Regions from separate parts of the Mus musculus genome. Here region 1 is linked to region 2. The links are chromatin contacts, found by Hi-C in ENCODE. All regions are on one chromosome and are shown on one strand. Each heading gives the region's core, a stretch centred on a gene start or an enhancer-like site at or near the end of the contact. The rest is flanking DNA. Distances are from core to core; before and after follow the strand shown.

Evidence for each region. Hi-C counts contacts between places; a loop is a spot of excess contacts on that map.
Region 1: a loop to region 2 is called in a map of T-helper 1 cell, with 6 times the contacts of the local background. The contact joins the promoter of Cdc25a here to the promoter of Tmem115 in region 2. A Hi-C loop is called at or near these places in 3 of 37 maps with a recorded cell type or tissue (T-helper 1 cell, T-helper 17 cell and heart).

Annotation. Positions count from the first base shown.
Region 1 is chr9:109,872,667-109,877,832 of GRCm38, forward strand. Cdc25a (cell division cycle 25A) reads left to right here and starts at 2,913. Exons shown (of 15, transcript NM_007658.3): 1 at 2,913-3,493; 2 at 4,495-4,568. The coding sequence starts at 3,324.
Region 2 is chr9:107,529,879-107,535,350 of GRCm38, forward strand. It overlaps Tmem115 (transmembrane protein 115), which reads left to right and starts at 4,067. Exons shown (of 2, transcript NM_019704.2): 1 at 4,067-5,451. The coding sequence starts at 4,601.

The DNA.
Region 1 (5,166 bases), core at 1,663-4,162, 2.3 Mb after region 2:
AAACAAAACAAACCAACCCTTTTCTTTGAGCTGGATTGGGAAGGCAGCTCAGTGGAATGTAGAGTTTAGCATGTGACCTCCGATCAAATTAGCATGAAACAAAAACAATCTGTCTTTCCAAACTGTTAGCCACTTATCTGCTGAAATCAAACCATCTCTAATATATATGATGTGTGGGGAAAAAAAGCAAGACAGCTAGGTTGAGATAGTGTCTATATTATTTTTGTGTGACCCCAGTCTACATTGGAGATGGTGGCACATTCCTATAGTCCCTGCTCTTGGGAACAGGCATCCATAAAACCAGAGTTCAAAACTATTTTAGGCCATGAGGCCAGGGACTGGGATACAAGAAACTCTGTCTGAAAAGACTGTCCACCACAGCAGAGATGGCTCAGGGGTTAAGGGCAGGTACTGTTTCTACAGAGGACCCAAGTTCAACACCTAGCACAAATATCAGGTCGCTGTGAACTACCTGTAATGGGAGCTCTGAGGGATGGGACATGCATCTGGCTTTATCAGGCACTTGCACATACACAGACACACATATACATACATAAATAATAATAAAAACTCTTAAAAATAAACTCACCCTCAGTACCACTAACAAGCAACAAATATGAAGAACACTGAAATAGCAGCTCTGCTTACTCAGGGCCAGAAAGTTTGTGGCCTTGTACAAGCTCCCTTGCAACTTCGTTTACAAGAGAAAACCTTTAAGAGAAATAAGCAAGCCAACTCATATCGTGTTACTTCAATTTTGTTTGATCTTTACACATTGATGGGGCAGTGGTTGTGCGCACTTTTAATCCTAGTACTAAGGAAGCAGAGGCAGGGGGATTTCTGAGTTCGAGGCCAGCCTGGTCTACAGAGTGAGTTCCAGGACAGCCAGGGCGATACAGAGAAACCCTGTCTCGAAAAATAAAGATCAGGTTTGGCTCACAGGCATCTTCACCTGTTGAGACATCTTATCAGCTCCAAGACTTTTTTTTTAATGTTGTTGTTGCTTAGGTTTGTTGTTGTTGTTGTTTTCTTTTCTTTTCTTTTCTTTTTTTTGTTTTTTTGTTTTTTTGTTTTTTTTTTTTGTTTTTTGGTTTTTCGAGACAGGGTTTCTCTGTATAGCCCTGGCTGTCCTGGAACTCACTTTGTAGACCAGGCTGGCCTCGAACTCAGAAATCCGCCTGCCTCTGCCTCTCGAGTGCTGGGACTAAAGGAGTGCGCCACCACGCCCCGCTTTACATTTTTTTTTTTTTTTTTTTTTTGGTGTTGCTTGTTTTTTGAGAAGGGCCTTAAGTAGCCCCACCTGGCCTAGAACTCCCTGTGCAGCTGAAGGTGACTTTAAATTTCTGCTTCCAACTCCCACATTCTGTAGTTGCAGGTATTTCTCACCTTCCCCAGCTCAAATTACATCCTTTGAGCAATGTAACTGGGGAAGCTCAATGGGGGTAGGGTGGGATGTAGCTTACTTAGAAGTGTTTACCTAACAAGCACAAAACTAAGTTCAGTGGTGAACTGGGAGATCAAATTCAAGGCCATCCTTGACTATAGAGAGTCCAAAGCCAGCCTGACTGCACGGGACCCTGTCTCAAAAGAAAAATATATGGAATCACAAATATGGCCATAGTGAAGATACTTAAGAAGCCCATAACCATGTCTTGTGATATAATGGTTATTCATCTAAATAGTGAATAAAGTAACTACCTTCCCTTCACTCTGGTCCCTCCTGGAATTATTTTTGTGATGTAAGACTTGTAAAGATTAAGTACACTAGTAGAGTTATCACACATGAAACACTGTCATGTACATAAACACTAAATGTTGCCTAGTACTTTTACAGTGATTTGAATGGCTCCCATGGGCTCATATGATTGAATGCTTGATCCCCAACTGTTTGGGAGGGATTTTAGAGAAGGTGTGGCCTTGTTGGAACAGGTGTGTAGATGGGAGTGGGTTTTGAGTTCTTAAAAACCCACACCAGGCAAAGTCTCTCTCTCTCTCTCTCTCTCTCTCTCTCTCTCTCTCTCTCTCTCTCTCTCTCTCTTCCTCCCTCCCTCCCTCCCTCCCTCCCTCCCTCTCCCTCTTCCTTTCTCCATCCCACCTCCCCCCACCCCCTTCTCTCTGCTTGCTATCTGTGGATCATAGCTCTCAACTACTCCTGTTTCAGCCCGGGCTATTAAAAAAAAAAGTCCCTATTTCAAAAATTAATTAAATTAATTAATCAGAGTCTGGAGCAGGAATGGTGGCACATGCCTTTAATTTCAGCATTCGAGAGGCAGAGACAGAGGCAGATCGATCTGAATTCGAGGCCAGACTGGTCTACAGAGCGGGTTCGAGGACAGCTAGGGCTACACAGAGAAACCCAGTCTCGAAAAAGAAAAAAAGAAAGACAAAATCAGAGCCTGAAGTCCTGTGAAGGAAAAGAGGGATCCAGGATCCATGGTACTGTACCACACAGTTAGAGAAGAGCCAACGCCTGGTCCAGATGGCCTTCCCTAGTCTCTCTGTCTCCTAAAAAAAAAAAAAAAAAAAAAAAAAAAAAAAAAAAAAGTGCACAGCACTATGCTCAGTAGCTCAGACAGGTGTGTAGCACACGCTGTAGGAACTACACTACCCAGCATGCAACTGAAAAAGAGCGGGGCCTTTCGGTAGGGACTAGCGCCCCCACAGAAAGTTTCATTGACTCCTTTCTCATTTCAGCCACCTCCCAACTCTTCAGGCTTCGCCCCCACCGAGAGAGGGCGTGACCTCGAGGAGGCCCACGAGACGCTTCCTCCTTTCCTTCTCATTGGTCCGGCTCAGCTGTCATTCGGGAGCGAGGAGAAGTTTGCTTCCTGATTGGTGAATTCCGTTTGGCGCCAACTAGGAAAGGGGCGGGGCGGCGGCTATCCTGAGTGTGCAGCAATTAACGCTAAGGCCACTTTGGTGGTGAGGGAAGTGAAGGTTCCTTCTCTGCGAGCCGGCTACGGAGCAAGGAGGGAGAAAAAAAGTGAGGCGAGTTAGTCGGAGCGGTGGTCTCAAGACTCTTCCTCCACGGAGTTTGTTTGGATTTAATCTTGAGGTTGCAGGCGCCCGCCCGCCTGCGGGCCTCGCGGGACAGAGAGGGAAGCACCGGTGCTTGTGCCTGGCGCCTGCCGAGTCCCCTACGCTCGCCGGTCCGCGCCGCTGCCCGTGGCGGCCGCGTCTCTGAACCGCGGGGTCGTGTTTGTGTTTGACCCGCGGGCGCTGGTGGCGTGGCACGCGGCTGAAGCCGGTGCCAGCGGGGCGGGGCCCGGCGCAGCGGAGGCGGAGGAAGACGGAGCGGGAGTCCGGGCAGGCCCGGCGGCGCCATGGAACTGGGCCCGGAGCCCCCCCACCGCCGCCGCCTGTTCTTCGCTTGCAGCCCCACGCCTGCGCCGCAGCCCACGGGGAAGATGCTGTTTGGCGCGTCAGCTGCTGGCGGACTGTCCCCTGTCACCAACCTGACGGTCACCATGGACCAGCTGGAAGGACTGGGCAGGTGAGAGACCAGCGAGCGATGCCCCAGGCCGCTGGCCTCTGGTCGGCCCTCGGGATGATCCAGCAGGAAACAGAGTCTGTCCACTTGGTTCTGATGCTCCGACCCGGAATGGCCTGGCTAGGGCCCGCCATGTGCACCCTCCCTCCCGGGCGGAATGTTGGGCGGGAGAGGCCGTTCGGATAGTCCAGGGCTATCCTCAGCCAAGAGCCAGACCGCGGAGATCGAGGAAGCCTGCTGGGCATCCTGTCTTGTTCACCCCTTTCAGATTTCTCTCTACGCTGTCTCTATTCCAGAAAAGTCTTTGGAATCTACCCTTATGGGGGTTGGGAGGGAGGGTGAGAATGGGTCCTCCTAGGCCCTCTTTGCTGAACCACCCGCGCCGGATCTTAGTTTCCTGTAAGCTTTGTTCCTTCTCAACAAAGGGACGTGGCATTTTCTTTTCTTGCATTTGTGTAAAATCTATGCAGCCACCTGGCCGGCACGTTTCTTGTATCTACCCATCTACTACCTTTTTTAAGCTATCACTTTTTACCTAACTTTTCCATATTGGAAATCTTCGAGGACTTTGTAGTCCTACACCACTATCACTAACAAAAATGCTTAACACTATTTTTAGTGAAGTTGCTTTTCCTTCGATGTTGGGTATTTCGCCTCCTAAACTTGTCTTACAACTTTTGCAAACCCTGAAAAGCTGGGACTCCTGGCCTAGTCACCTTTGCCCTTACTCCTGGCTCACTCAGAACCTCAGACTGAGGCTCTCCTTTAAGGAAACCCAGCCCTTGCCACAGGCCTGTCTGACAATGTGGCCCAAGGCCAAACCACTCACTCCTTTCTTTGTTTAAATGCCAACTGGGGTATTCTGGGTGGCCAAGTGGGGTGTCCTTGGCTTGGTCTCTCAAAGATGGTTTGTGGCAGCCTGGCTACTTCGTGGCCTGTATGTCACCTTTTTTTTAATCATGTGCTAGAAATTGCTCATGTGGAGGTGCCTCTCTTGGTTTCAGTGACTGTGAGAAAATGGAAGTGAGAAATAACAGCAGTCTACAGAGAATGGGCTCCTCAGAATCGACCGATTCAGGTATTGCCATTACTGTTCATGTGTGTCTATGTATGTGCTCGTGTGTGTTTAGATCAGAAGGCATCAGAGCCGCTGGAGCTGGAGTTACAGGCCATTGTGAGCTGCCTGATATGGCTGCTGGGAACTGAATTTGTCCCCTCTACAGGAGCACCAAGTGCTACTAACCACTAAGCCACTTATTTTTAAGAATTTAATTAAATCAATTTATTTATTTTGAGACAGGGTCTCACCATGTAGATCACATTGGCCTCTTGCCTCTTGAGTGCTGTGGTTAAAGGCATGGGCCACCATCCATCCCCCTGACCACTCCAGGTGTCCGTTCAGCCTTCACATTCATCTGGAGTCAGCCATTCGGGAAGCATCTTGCCTAGGAATTTAATTGGCAACAGTACACATAGAAATTGTGGTGTGGTGTGGTGTGGTGTGAAGTGACAAACACCCTTTAGTAGAGTACAGAGGAAGCTCCTGAGACAGTTTATGAAGAGAAGAAGCGCCAAATCTTTATTCCAGTTCTTTTTTCTTTTTTTTTTTTTTAATGTGTGCTTTTATATATGTGGATGTTGGCTCACATGCCTCTCGTGTGTGCATGTGGTGTGTA
Region 2 (5,472 bases), core at 2,817-5,316:
GTCCCTACATAGGCCAGGGTATGTGTATGTGTAGGTCTCCCTACATAGAACAGGGTGTGTGTGTGTGTGTGTGTGTGTGTGTCCCTACATAGGCCAGGGTATGTGTATGTGTAAGTCTCCCTACATAGGACAGGGTGTGTGTGTGTGTGTAGGTCTCCCTACATAGGACAGGATGTGTGTGTAAGTCTAGGTCTCCCTACATAGAACAGGGTGTGTGTGTGTGTGTGTGTGTGTGTGTGTGTGTGTGTGTGTGTATGGGTATCCCTACATAGGCCAGGGTACGTGTGTCTGTGTGTAGGTCTCCCTACACAGGACAGGATGTGTGTGTGTGTGTGTCTCCCTACATAGGACAGTGTGTGTCCATGTGTGTGTCCCTGCATTAATCAAGCTGTGGTGAGAGGAGACTAGGTCTCCCTATGTAGGCCAGGCTGGCCTGGCTGCCAGGAGGGGCTGCGGCACAAGCACAGGGGTCCGAGGAAAACTGACAGCCTGCAGGGAATCTCTCCTCCCACTGTGTTCTTCCAGTTGTCACACTTGGCCACAAGTGCCGGTACCCAGGCATCCCCCCGCCTGACCCCTGCATTCTCTTCATGGGAAGAAAACTAAGCCACTAACCTAGGCAGTCCTGAACTGGATGCTCGATCTCTTCCACTCTGGGGGCAGGAGAGCCATTCACTCTGTGTTTCTGGAAATTGTCCAGCTAAGTTCTCGTGATCTTAAGTGTGGTTACCAGTAGATTCCCATAGCACAGATGAGCAACCAGGGAGGAGAAATGCCTTCTGTCTCGCCAGGTGAGGCGACTTAAAGAAAATCAGTGAAAGCTGGGTCTAGTGGTGCCTGCCCCATAATCCACGTGAGGTAAGTGGAGGCTGGAGGAACAGGCGTCCACGGACATCCTTAGCTGTACAGGGAGTTCTAAGGCAGCCGGGGCTACACGAGAATCTTCAAAATAAAAATAAGTTCAGCCAAAGTCTCAAGTGGCAGGGCTTAGATGTCCCAGTTAGTAAAGAGCCTGCTCTGCAAACATGAAGACCTCAGTTCAGTTTCTCAGGACGCGTGTAAAAAGTCCCGTGCAGTGGACTGTAACCACTGCATTGGGGGCGGGAGGCACGAAGAGTGGGGACAGGCAAAAACCCAGAGGTCATCAAACCCAAAGCCTAGCTGGACCCATGAGCTCCAGACTCAGCGAGGAGAGTCCCTTCTCAAAATAGAAGGTAAATGGTGGTGCTCCTTTAAGTCCAGCACTGAGGAAGCCAAAGCAGGCAGGTCTGTTGGTCTGAGAACAGTCTGGTCTACACAGTGAGTTCCAGGCCACCCATGACTGCTCGCTGGGATCCTACAGGGTAGAAAATGATAGAGGACACCATCCAACATTCATTTCAAACTACTATACACATGTGCACACGAGCACGTGCGCGTGTGCACACACACACACAGGAGAGAGAAACACAGAGACAGACAGACAGACAGAGACAGAAAGACAGAAAGAGAGTGTTTGTGTGCCTTTTAGGCTGGCTGGAGGAAAACTTGGATACTAAACATGACAAAGGACATTCCAGGATTAGCCATGGCGAGGTTTCCCTCGCTCCTCTGCAGGGGCTGACCTAGAGCAACGCACGTCTGAACTACTCTCATGCCCCCAAAACAGTTCCCGTGCCTTGGAACAACACACATGGTTTGGAGTGGGGTTGTCAGATAAAGTCCAGTCAATTCTCATTTGCAGTTAATTTGTCTGTTTGTTCCTTTGCTTATTGCTTTTGAAAAGTCTCACGTAGTCTAGCCTGGCTTCAAACTCACTCTATCACCATAAATGGCCTTGATCCCCCTGCCTCAGCCATCCCAGTGCTGGATTATAGGCAAATACCACCACCCAGACTCTAAGACATTTTTAAATGATTGATTGATTGATTGATTGATTTTATGAGCATTGGTGTTTTGCCTGCATGTATTTCTGTGTGAGGATGTCAGATGCCCTGGAACTGGAGTTACAAACAGTTGTGAGCCACCATGTGGGTGCTGGGAACTGGGCCAGGGTCCTTTGGAAGAGCATCCAATGCTCTTAACCTCTGAACCATCTTTCCAGCCCCAGATTCTGATAATTTTTTAATAAGGTTTTTGGTACTTGGTTACTATCGTCCCTGTGGCCCATGGTTATTACTGACAGTGTCATTATAATTTGTGCTATTACTGTACTCTGAATAAATTTATTCTTGCTTCTATAGGAACAAATGAGTTGTTTTAGTTTTGTTTTGTTTTGTTTTGTTTTGTTTTGTTTTGGGGTGTGTGTGTGTGTGTGTGTGTGTAATATGGCATGGGATGTCCCTCTCCTGAAAATTGTTTATTCAAAAATCAAATCTGATTAAGTATTTGACTCTATTTTGTTTTGGGTTTTGGTTTTTAGTTTGGGTTTTGTTTTAGGGAGTTTTTTGTATAGCCTTTGCTGTCCTAGAGCTAACTCTGTAGACCAGGCTGGCCTCCAATTCACAGAGATCAACCTTAAAGGCTTGAACCACCACTGCCCAGTAACTCTGTATTTTGATTTGCTAAGTCAAACTTAGCAAACACTGGTATATGGCATACAGTAGGAACCCTAACCCCAGACAAAAATAAAAGGTGAAAGGTAGTTTTGAACACACAGGCAGTTGTACTGAGATCAATAGCTAAAAGGGGATTTTATAATAAAGTCCCTTGTAATATAATTAATCACATTTAAAAATATGCATATATATGTGTGTATATATATATGTGTGTGTATATATATATATATATATATATAACAAAAATCTCAGGGTTGGGGAGATGACTCCATAGTTAATAATGCCTGATGCTCTTACAGAGAACCTGTACCCCAGCACCCACATCTGGTGGCTCAGAAATCCAGCTTCCGACATGCTGTGGCCTCTGTGGTGGCTTGCACACTTAACGGCATATACACACAAAGACACACATACATGTAAATAAAATAACTTTTTTGGGGGTGGGGGAGGGTCGAGACAGGGTTTCTCTGTATAGCCCTGGCTGTCCTAAAACTCACTTTGTAGACCAGGCTGGCCTCGAACTCAGAAATCCACCTGCCTCTTCCTCCCGAGTGCTGGGATTAAAGGTGTGTGCCACCACGCCCGGCTATAAAATAACTTTTAAATACATCTCAAACACCCTGTTGACAGCCACTATAGCATAAAGTTGAGCCTAGACCAACTTGGCACTTATAGAGAGACTTAAATATATTTTTTCTTTAATGTTCATTGGTGTTTTGCCTGCATGTGTGTCTGTGTAAGGGTGTCAGAAACCCTGGAACTGGAGTTACAGTTATGAGCTGCCATGTGGTTGCTGGGAATTGAACCCAGGTCCTCTAGAAGAGCAGTCAGTGCTCTTAACCGCTAATCCATCGCTCCAGCTCAAGGGAGATTTCTCTGTCCAGTGGAATCAAGTGGGAAAAGAGTCGCTGAAGTAGCACAGCCTTGACCCTTATTCCCCCTTAGGTGGAAAGTTCATGTACAATTACAAGTACAATTCGCTGGAACAAGGACAATGTGAACGAACACCCAATACAACAATGGCAAGTCGTTTACACAGTTGCCTTCTTTGATCGTTAAGATAGGAAGAGCCTGCCATCATCATCATTTTTAAGGCTCCTGAAATTGCAGCGGGGAACTTGGTCAATAACACAGTGACTACAAATGACTGAACAAGCCCATCTTAGGCTTCACTTGCCAGACGACAGTTTCTGGTTAGTTCACACACGTTGGTACAACTCATCAGAACCGTTCACATTCTTATGTACCTGCTTACAAAGACACTGCTGTACCTGTACAAATCCTAAATAGAGCCAATCTCCTCCAAAGAATTGAGCAAGTGTGTGTGGCCCAAGGCGGTGCTACCTCTTGAACCCGCCCACTTAACACCTCCCTTTACTGCATCAGGAATACTGATCTCAACTTCCATAACTCCTAAGAACTGGAGGAGTAAGCACTGAAAACTACAACTCCCAAGCTCCCTAGCCCGTACACTCTACGGGACCGGTCGGCGCACAGCTTCTGGGACTTGTGGTTCTATGAAGAAACCGGTCGGCTAGGTCCCAAGGACTCCGTATCCCAGCATGCCGAGAAGCCGGAAGGCAAGCGCTCAGAGGGCGTACTGCCGCGGCCGCCGGCGGGGGCGCGCAGGCGCGGCGCCCCTGTTTGTCGGCCCCGGAGAGGGGAGGAGGTACCGTCAAGCCAAAACCCTAGCCCAGCCGGAGCTAAACGGGCTTGACTTGGGCCGGAACGAGGCACCAGTTCCCCGCAGATCGCAGAGTCTCAGAGTGGATGGAGGAAGCCTAGCCTTGAGATTAACGCTAGCCTGGCCGCTGGGCCGACGGAACCCGCAGGCAGGCGAGCCCAAGCTACCCAGGGCCTAACGACAGGTCCCCGGCAAGAAGACTTTCTCCTCGCTTTGGAACTACAACCGGATCAAACCGGAACCAGAGCCTTCCCACGGAACAGAAGCCAGTGAAGTAGCCGGGCCCGGGCCTCCCGTCGGGGCCGAACTGGGACGAGGCCCCGGGGAGGCCCCTAGGCCACCTTCCACACATTCCCTTAAGCCAACGTCCGCCAGGAAGATGCAACGCGCCCTACCTGGTGCCCGCCAACATCTGGGGGCCATCCTGGCCAGCGCCAGCGTGGTGGTGAAGGCACTGTGCGCCGTGGTACTGTTTCTCTACCTGCTTTCCTTCGCTGTGGACACGGGCTGCCTGGCCGTCACCCCAGGCTACCTTTTCCCACCCAACTTCTGGATCTGGACCCTGGCCACCCACGGGCTCATGGAACAGCACGTGTGGGACGTGGCCATTAGCCTGGCCACAGTGGTTGTGGCCGGGCGATTACTGGAGCCCCTCTGGGGAGCCTTGGAGCTGCTCATCTTCTTCTCGGTGGTGAATGTGTCAGTGGGGCTTCTGGGGGCCCTCGCCTACCTCCTCACCTACATGGCTTCCTTCAACTTGGTTTACCTGTTCACTATTCGTATCCACGGCGCCCTGGGTTTCCTAGGTGGTGTTCTGGTAGCCCTCAAGCAAACTATGGGAGACTGTGTGGTTCTGCGAGTGCCCCAGGTCCGCGTCAGCGTCGTTCCCATGCTGTTGCTGGCGTTGCTGCTACTCCTCCGGTTGGCCACGCTGCTCCAGAGCCCAGCCCTGGCTTCCTACGGCTTTGGGCTGCTATCCAGTTGGGTGTATCTTCGCTTCTATCAGCGCCATAGCCGGGGCCGAGGGGACATGGCTGACCATTTTGCTTTTGCCACCTTCTTCCCGGAGATCCTGCAACCGGTGGTGGGGCTGCTAGCGAACTTGGTGCACGGCCTCCTGGTGAAAGTAAAGATATGCCAGAAGACAGTGAAGCGCTACGATGTGGGAGCGCCGTCGTCCATCACTATCAGCCTCCCAGGCACAGACCCTCAAGATGCGGAGCGCAGAAGGTACTGGGAACTTCTCTAAAA